2 separate regions of the Homo sapiens genome follow, and region 2 is linked to region 1. Evidence: chromatin contacts called from ENCODE Hi-C or POLR2A ChIA-PET data. All regions are on one chromosome and are shown on one strand. Each heading gives the region's core, a stretch centred on a gene start or an enhancer-like site at or near the end of the contact. The rest is flanking DNA. Distances are from core to core; before and after follow the strand shown.

Region 1 (4,578 bases), core at 595-3,094:
TCTCGATGACTCCATTTCATAGAGGACCGAAAGGAGATTAGGGTTGGAGAGATGAAGGCTCCCTCTTGCCTAAGGGCCTGAGGCCTAGCTAGGCTTTTCCACTGCCTGCGCTGCTCAGGTGACGTTCTGGGGTCCCCAAGGGCCATCACAGGGCTTGCATATTCCTCATGTTCTCTCACCTGAGCCAGCCAGCCCAGGCCCAAGGCAATGGCAGTGGTGACAACGGCAGTAATCCTAACACTGGCTGATAACGGGCACCATTTAGGCACTGGGCTCCAAAACCCACATAATCCTAAACATGGAGAAACTGTTGCCCAGAGAGGCCAAGTGACTTATGTAAGGTCACACAGCTGACAAGCCATAGCGCTAGGACTTACACCCCATGATGGAAAAGCCACGACGTCCTAGAGCCTGGGACATTGCCTGGTCTCCCGGCCAAGGTGGCAGCAGCCCCCAGGCAGCTGTGGCCCCAATTCTGGTCACTGGGCCCTAAGCGTATCCTCGGCAGCCACCTGCTAATTAGCCAGGCGGCTCCTGCCTGCTCAGTGGCTGCTTTGGAGCAATTCTCCCAGGAAAGGCCGAGCTTGCAGGAGCAGGAAAGGTAATTGCTAATTTGCACGAGAGGAGACAAAGGGACAAAGGCGCCCTTGGCTGCCCGGTGCAGCCTGAGCCAGCTTCACATCCAGAGCTCCCTGCCACTTGCCATCCACCACGGCGGGCCCCAGGATGTCTGTCTGTCCCCATGACACATCCACACAGTCTCTGTTCGGTGTAGGCCACCCGGCCGCGCCCCAGGAAGGCCAGAAGAGACCATTAACGTGGCCCTGTCATCCTTCAGAGCACTGCAGGGGAGGTGTACAGGGAGCTAACGATTGAAAAAGCGGATGATTCCCACGAACGTTCCAGCATCTTCTGGACGCTCTGCGTGTGTTGCTTACAGAACCTCACAGCCGCTCATGGGTTGATACCGCTCTCAGCCCCATTTACAGGGGAGAAAACTGAGGTACAGGGATGAAGCAACTGCCCAAGGCCACCTGGTAGGACATGAAGGAGCCAGGATTAGAACTCAGCCCATCTCGCTGCTGAGCTTGTACTATTCTATGATCTAAATTGAGACTGTCTAGTTTAAGGCTCCCATTTTGCAGCAGAAGAAACTGAGGGCAGAAAGCTACAGAATGGAAGAAGCTGGGCTTTGGAGTCCCAGCTCTGCCTCGTATGTCCTGTGTGCTTCAGGACACAATCTTCCCTCTTTGTGCCTCAGTTTCTTCATCTGTAAAATGGGCTAGGAATCTCCGAGTTGTGTGGGCACTGGGGAAAGTATGTCTGGCCCTTCAAGGTGCTGCACAAAGGTGGGCTCCCTGATTGCTCCTTCGAGGGGTCCAGCAGCCCAGTGCCTCGGGGGGCTGAAGCAGGTGCGGCTAGAGCCTGGGGCCAGGAGCCCTGTGAGATGAGGCTCAGGCTGCAGGAACCAAGGAGCAGAGACTTGTGGGCAGGGCCCACTGTCAAGGGCTGGGAGGCTGGGCCGTGGCCAGGAAGGCTGGCCCAGGGAGGAGGGGGCCCGCCTGCACGAAGCCCACCTGCCAGTATCTGCCTGAGCTGTGACTAGCGCCCTGGGGCTTGGGATTAGGCAGGCCCGGGTCCAAGCCCCACCAGGCGTGCCCCTCTCTCAACCTCAGCTTCCTCATGTGCAGCCCCTCACAGAGCTGTCCTGAGGCTCAGAGAAGCTGACAGGGGCGTGCATCTGGATGACAAGGCACTGGGGGCCAGGCTGTTGAGGGAACAGTCTGGAGACCCCGCCCTCCCAGCCCAGCCAGGCCAGACACCGGATGGACACACAGGCCGAGTGGACGGTCACGTGAGGTACCTCTTCCTCTTCTCGCCGAGACCTGCCCCAGACTCTGCCTGCCTGCGGCCTGAGCTTCCCCAGGCTCTGGGCCTTTCAATATCCTTACAACAGACCTCCTGTCCCACCAAGCTGTGCCTTACAAAACCTGGTCGGGGACCACAAATCTGCAAGGCGCTATTATTGCATAGCACACATGTGCAGGAGGTGCATGCATGGGGCTGCTTATGGTAGGGGGTGTAAGGGCACTGGACGATCTCTCCTGCCCCGCACCCCCTGGGCTCTCTGAACCAGGACAGCCTGGTCTTAGCCCTCCATCAGCCCTGCCTCACTGTCAGCCTGGGCAAGTCACACATCCTCTCCAGGCCTCAACTTACCCTCTCTGTAAACTGGGGCTATTACTTCTTGTTCCATCTTCCTCATGGGGTTCTTAGAAGACTCAAGTGATAGGACAAATTTCCAACAGCTTTGAAAACAATTCAGAGTCATACCAGAATGTTAAGTTGTTAGGTTCTGGTTTTAAACGTTAGGCACAGTGGCTCACGCCTGTAATCTGAGCATTTTGGGAGGCTGAGGTGTTGGAGACCAGACTGGGCAACATGGCAAGACCCCGTCTCTAAAAACAAACAAACAAACAAAAACAGAAGAAGAAAAAAATTAGTTGGGTGTGGTGATGTGCCCTGTAGTGCCAGCCACTCGGGAGGCTGAGGTGGGATGCTTGAGCCCAGGTCAAGGCTGCAGTGAGCTGTGATCGCACCACTGCACTCCAGCCTGGGCAACAGAGCAAGGCCCTGTCTTAAAAAGTAAGCAAATAAAAATAAACATTTACTGAGAAGCTCCTATAAGCCAGGCCTCAGGCTGGGCACTTACACACATGCTTCCCAGAGTGGTCTCTGTAAGTCCCATTGCAACTCGGTTCTATGGGCTGCAAAACTCCTGTCCCTGTTTTGCAGTTGAGGACACTGAAGCTCAGAGAGTGATTTGCCTAAGATCACATGGCTGGAAAGCAGTGGACCCAGGATTCGAATCCAGGGCCATCTGCGAATCCGTCACTCAGGGTGAGGAGCTGGATGATAGTAGCCTCTTTTCCAAGTCCCCATGGGTCTTCAAACCCACTCAGCACTTTTAAGATATGGGCAGCAAGGCACCTGCCCCAGCCCCACCTACAAGGTTGGCATCACTGACTCCCGTGGGGACAGGCTACGAGGGCTCAGAAATCATTTTGTTCTGAGGCTCAAGGTCCTGCAGAGTAAAATGTGGTCTTTTGATTCCCAAATACAGGGGGTGGGAGGAGCTGGGGACACTGGCCTCCTTGCAGTTCCTCAAACCAACCAGACACACTCCTGCCTCGGGGCCTTTGCACTTGCTGTTCCCTCTACTTGGAATGTTTTTCCACCCAATTCCCGTATAATTTGCTCCTACGGGGCTCTGCTCAAAATGTCACATTTTATAGCTGAAGGCCTCTCACTGAGGCCCTCCCTGACACCCTGTTTAAAATTCTAACACCTCCTGCTCCAACCCCTTGAGTTCCCCTGGTTCTGCTTTACTTTTCTCCACGCATTTACCAGCGTCTGACACAGTGGGCCTGTTCCTTGTTTATTGGGTACTGTCAGCCTGCCCTAGAACGTCAGCTCTATGAGGACAGGGATTTTGTTTATGCCTCCAGAGTAGAGTGTCTAGGACAGAGCAGATGCTTGGCAAATATTTGAACAAGTGAATCAAACTGAGGCCCAGAGAGGAAAGCTGGTGGGCCCCAGGCTGCACAGGAAGTGAAGGGGCAGCATTTGTGTCCTGGCCTTCTGCCCAGCCCTGGGCATCTGTCCCCTCTCTTTACTGGCATGGAATCAGCTTGGCTTTGCTAGAATCAGGGGTGCAGGAGCCTGGGTCCTTGCCTCCTTCCCCTCCTGAGAGATCTGGGAGCCAACAATGGGTGGGAGAACAGCCTCCGCCCTGGGGCTGCGTCAGGGAAACAGCAATGTGGGTGTGTAGAATGTGTCCTTCCAAGAGACCCTGGCTTCCCACCTGCCCCACTCTCCATCCCGGTTCCCAGAGGCAAGGCTGAGAACAGAGCCTTCTTTTCTTTCTTCCTCCTGATTTAGGGAACGGGATCTGCCCCAGACACACTAGCTGCCATGGCGAGGTGGCAGTTCCTTGCCTTCCTGGTGGCCTCCATGGAGGATTGTTCTCCCTTTTCACAGACAAGGTGCTGAGGGCAGAGGAGCCAGGGCACCATTTGTCCAAACTTACTTGGGCAAAACCAGACCTCAAACTCTGCTCTGGCAAGTCAGACTCATACACTTCCCCTGTGCTGAGTCCCCCACAGAGGGAGGAAACTGCCTGCTGGAAGTGGCAGGTGGCCATAGCTGGGAGCAGCTGCTGGTCAGCCGCCTGCCTGAGCGCACATCTGGGTGCTGCCCTTTGCTCACAGGGGCCCTTGGGCAAGTGGCATAAGATCTCAGTGCCTCTCAGTGTTGCTGCAGGAGCCCAATGTGCAAACACACACAGAGCACTTAGAACAGACTGGCACCCACTGAGTACTCAATAAACATGAGCTGACACACTACCATCATCACCATCATTGGTGTGTGCCATCACACACACCACCATCACCATCACACCACCATTGTCATCACCACCACCACCACCATCATCTTCATCACCATCATTACCACCACCATCATCATCATCATCACCATCACCATCATCTTCATCACCACCATCATCGTCACCATCAT
Region 2 (4,601 bases), core at 916-3,415, 38 kb after region 1:
GACTGAGTGGACCAGGCATCCTACTCTGTGGTCACCAGACTGCTCAGTGATCATGAGCACCATGCTACAAACGAGGAAACTGAGGCTCAGGGTGGGGAAGGGAACTTTCCCAGCCCACCCAGGTCTGTCTGAATCTTTTGTTTTTGTTTTGAGGTGGAGTTTCGCTCTTGTTGCCCAGGCTGGAGTGCAATGGTGCAATCTCAGCTCACTAAAACCTCTGCCTCCCGGGTTCAAGTGATTCTCCTGTTTCAGCCTCCCAAGTAGCTGGGATTACAGGCATGCGCCACAACGCCCAGCTAATTTTTTTGTATTTAGTAGAGGTGGGGTTTCACCATGTTGGCCAGGCTGGTGTTGAACTCCTGACGTCAGGTGATCCACCCACCTCAGCCTCCCGAGTGGCTGGGATTACGGGCATGAGCCACTGTGCCCAGCCTGTCTGAATCTTTCTTTACCCTCCTCCAGGAACATGATCTCAGGAACACATATCTCCTTTTCCAGCCGGAAGTACCTGAGAGAGACCCCAGAAGGTGGATAAGACTGCAGAGAGCAGGGAGCATGAAGCACCTTGCCCAAGGTCTCACCAGGCAAGAGAAGGGCGGAGAAGGGCGGCTTCTTCATGGATTGTAAATCCCCAAAGCGTGCAAACGTAAGGACTCTCTTTAGGGCTCAAGGGGTCTAAACTTACCCTTTTACATACGGAGAAACTGAGGGCGCCCCAAAAGATGTGTCATCTCCAGGGCCACCGAGTGGTTGAGCAACAGACTGGAACCCAGCGTAGCAAATGGAAAGGCCCCGAGGCTGGCACACAGTATGAGCTGAGGCCAGTGGGCTTAAGAGCGACTGGGGAGGTGGGCTGGGGCCAGGCCAAGCAAGGAGCGTGGACTCCAGACCACAGCCATGGGGAGCCACTGGATTGGAAAGGTCTAGACACCATCTGGCTTGGGTTCTCAAGAGACCCCTCTGGCTACTGGGGACTGACTGGCCTGCAGGAGCGTGGGATGGGAGTCAGGAGACTTGGGAGGGTCAGGCCAAAAGCCGTGGAGTCATCTCTGCCCCTGGCCCTTTTCTCTCACCCCTTACATCTGATCCATCAGCAAATCCCTTTGGCTCCACCTTCAAAATATAACCGGAATCTGACCACATCTCACCGCCCCATTGCTGACACCCCTAGCAACCTCTCCCTGCACCTGACTTCCAACCTGGCCCTGCCACCCACCCTCCATAACACAGCCAGAGGGAAACGGCTGAAACAAGAGTCAGATCGCACCCCTCCCCTACTCCAAAGCCCCTGTGGCTCCCCACCTCACTCAGAATAAAGTCCTGAGCCTGGCCCTGGAGGGCCTCATGCTCTGGTCGCCCTGCCCATTCTGGCCATGTGTCCCCAAGGCTCTCGCCCAACCCCTGGCTGCGGCACACTCACAACTTCTTGGCATTCCTGCCTCCGGGCGGGCGTCTGTACATGCTGGGCCCCCTGCCTGGAGTGCCCTTCCTCAGATGTCTGCAGGGCCAGCTCCATCTTCTCCTTCCTGTTGTCAGATGCCACCTTCCCAGGAGGCCTCCCTAACCACCCCGTTTAACATGGCCCCACATCTCCTTCCGTCACACACACATGCTTTCTCGGCTCCATTTTCTCCAAAATGTGCGTCACTTTCCAATGTACCATTTAATGAACTTATTCATAGTGTTTATTCCAGCTCTGTCCCCCATTAGGATTTCAGCTTCCTGAGGACAAGGTTCTTTGAGTGGCCCATGCCCAAAACAGGCCTGGAGCATGGTAGATGCTTGGTAATGACATGCTGTTGAACTTGAGTGGTTTTCCTAACAATTCTAGGTGGGAGATCACCCTCATCTCCTGTCACAGAGAAGGAAACTGAGGCTCATGGAGGAAAATAAATTGCTCGAGGTCACAAGGCCAGGACACTCTGGGGCTGGGGTTTGGACAGAGCCTCCTGCTCTGTCCGGCTCAGGCTGGCATGGGCTGGGAGCAGGACCTCTGAGCTGGCGTGTGGCAGGGGCCCTGCCAGGTGCCCTGCGGTTGGTACCCTCCCTGAGGGGCCATGGCGGGCTGGGCCGGGAGAAGGCGGTGGCAGCCCTGGCAGTTCCACCCGTTCCAGGGTGGTGTAAGAGCAGGTTGGGAAAGGCCCAGGGGCACCAGATCCATCCTACAGTTGCCCAGTCCTCAGAGCCTGAACGGCCACGGGTGAGAAAGGAAGTCAGCAGGATCCAAAATAGGCCTGTGTTTCGGGAAGTGAAACTGGGCATCGGGGACGCCAGGCCGGAGGAAGGCCTGGGCCTCCTGGGTTGGGGGCCCCCGGGGCGGGGGTCTTTCCTTGCCTCCTTGGCCTGGGGACAGTTGGTCTTGGGACTGATCCCTGCCAGGACCTTGGGAATGAGCTCAGGCCCCTCTCGCAAGCCAAGTGACCCTGGACACATCACTTCAGCTCTCTGATCTTCAGTCTTCTCATCTGTAAAGTGGGGCTAAGGGTAGGACTTGCCTCACTGGGGACTGGGAAGGTGAGACTGTGCCCTGAAGCCCAGGATGGTCACAGTTACCCTTGGCGTTGCAGAGCCATCGTGGGTGCTCCTCGTCCAGGAAGCACCCCCAGATCCTTAGATCAGAATGAATCACTCCCTCCCCAGTGTCCCCAGCCCCTCTCAATTTCTTTCTATTTTATTTATTTATTTATTTTTGAGACAGGGTTTCACCCTGTTGCTAAGGCTGGAGTGCAGTGGTGCAATCATAGCTTACTGAGGCCCCGACCTCCCAGGCTCAAGTGATCCTCCCACCTTAGCCTCCTGAATAGCTGGAACTACAGGAGTGTGCCACCATGCCGAGCTAATTTTTTTTTTTTGTATTTTTTGTAAAAATGGGGTTTTGCCATGTTTCCCAGGCTGGTCTCAAACTCCTGGGCTCAAGCCATCTGCCCACCTTGGCCTTCCAAAGTGCTGGGATTACTGGCGTGAGCCACCTTCCCATCCTGCCCCCTCTCAATTGCTTTTGGTTTCTGTTCACATATGTCTTTTCCACTAGAGGAGGCCAGGAGTCCACCTGAGTCTTCTTGGTGTCCCCAGTGCCCAGGATAGAGCCTGGCGGATGGGAGGTGCCACCCATGGGCCAAATGAATTAGTGAAGGAGCCAGGGTCGGAGGCCTGTGGATGCCCTTGAGGGGTCTGATCCCTGCCTCCCGACAGCCAGCTCCTCAGGGGTGGCCTGGAGTTTTGGCAAGAGGAGGCTCTGAGGGCAGGTGAGTCATGTTTCCCCTGAATCTCAGTTTGCTCATCTGTAAGATGGATGAGAAATGGGACCCACAGCTTCTCTGTCCCAGATCAATGAATGGATCACCCAAGATGCCACTCTAGGAACCTCAGAATGTGCCTGGGGCAGGGCTGCCCCAGAGTGGAACCCTTCAGGCCCAGGTGACCTGCATTCTACTTTCTCCAGCCCCTCTCCTGCCCTGGCAAGAAGCAGGACTTTGTAGCAGAAAAACTCAGGTGTAGCGGGGCGGGCAGGGAAGGTGTTACCACCTAATAGAATCAGGAAGCTCTAAATAACGATGAAGTGCACATGCTGCAGGGGGCCTTACACCATCCAGGCTTTACAGCTAAATCCCAGAGAGGTTAGGCTACGTGTCCAAGTTCACACAGCAAATTAGGGCAGAGCAGGGAGTGTGCCCAGCCCTCCTGACTTTCAGTCCCAGGGTTCATTCAGCCCATCTACCCTGAGCAATTGCTGGACACCTGTGAGCACATTTCATAGTCACCGCATCTCCACAAAAGCGAGAATCAGAACACCCATCCTACAGATGAAGACCTCAGGCTTTGAGAAGGGAAGGCTCTCCCAGGACCTTTCTCACCCACCTGAGGCCCCACCTTTGGACCTACTTAAGGGCTCCTGAAGGTCCCCTGAAGGCTGGGCCTCCAAGCCCAGGACTAAACTCAGAGCTGTGTGGCTCCTCCAGGAAGGACCTCCGAAGGTCCATGTCTTCCTGAACTTCCCATCAACCTTCTCATTCTACCAGTCTCACCCAGGAGTCAGCTGCTTGTGCACACTGGTGCCTGGAAGTCCCACTGTGCACTCAACTAGCTAGACTGAGAAATGAGAACAAACACGCGCTGCCCGGCATTTGCTGTGTGCTGGGACTGACCACAGCTCTCCCGAGTCTCACAGGATCTCCGTGAGGTCAGCTCTGCGATCGGCCTCATCTCACAGTTGGGGAATGTCATGCACACCCGTGACTGAGCTCAGCTCTGAAAACCTGTTCCTCTCTCAGTTCCCAGCCCGGGGAGAGGCACCACTGTGCTGAGCACCAGGAGTCACTCCTGGCTCCTCCCACAGCCTCTCCCCCTACAGCCTGTTAAATCGACCTCCTAACTTAGCCACTAACCTGCTCTGTGAACTGAGACTAGTAACTAGTAATCTGTCAAACAGGATAACAGCCCAGGCCCGGGAAGAGTTGCAGGGACTCGCCACCACTGCCCAGCTGTGTGACCTTGGGCAGGAGAACCCACCTCGCTGGGCTGAGGTTTCCATATCTATAAAGTGGGGATGATAATATGGCTCACTGTCCAGGGACGTGGTAAGGATTCAGTGACCCCCTCCC

The links. Hi-C counts contacts between places; a loop is a spot of excess contacts on that map. ChIA-PET counts read pairs that join two places held with the same protein, here RNA polymerase II (POLR2A). Pooled maps may share reads with other maps.
Region 2: POLR2A ChIA-PET joins it to region 1 with 10 read pairs in PC-9. The contact joins two enhancer-like sites. A Hi-C loop is called at or near these places in 1 of 168 maps with a recorded cell type or tissue (breast epithelium) and 1 of 50 pooled maps. POLR2A ChIA-PET finds 5 or more read pairs at or near these places in 5 of 52 experiments (B cell, HepG2, PC-9 and 2 more).

What each region holds. Positions count from the first base shown.
Region 1 is chr20:32,563,404-32,567,981 of GRCh38, forward strand. The region is part of intron 1 of NOL4L (nucleolar protein 4 like); the gene reads right to left. The region is part of intron 1 of NOL4L-AS1 (NOL4L antisense RNA 1); the gene reads left to right. Among named protein-coding and RNA genes, the nearest start is that of NOL4L-AS1, 4.6 kb to the left of the region's middle. RefSeq lists an enhancer at 36-577. Within about 2 kb of position 1,845, at least 6 of the 41 ENCODE cell types and tissues checked have a DNase peak (open chromatin) inside an H3K27ac peak, as active enhancers do.
Region 2 is chr20:32,601,051-32,605,651 of GRCh38, forward strand. It overlaps NOL4L-DT (NOL4L divergent transcript), which reads left to right. Exons shown (of 3, transcript NR_034152.1): 2 at 463-646. Among named protein-coding and RNA genes, the nearest start is that of NOL4L-DT, 16 kb to the left of the region's middle. RefSeq lists enhancers at 701-1,202, 4,207-4,601 and a silencer at 2,211-2,260. Within about 2 kb of position 2,166, at least 2 of the 41 ENCODE cell types and tissues checked have a DNase peak (open chromatin) inside an H3K27ac peak, as active enhancers do.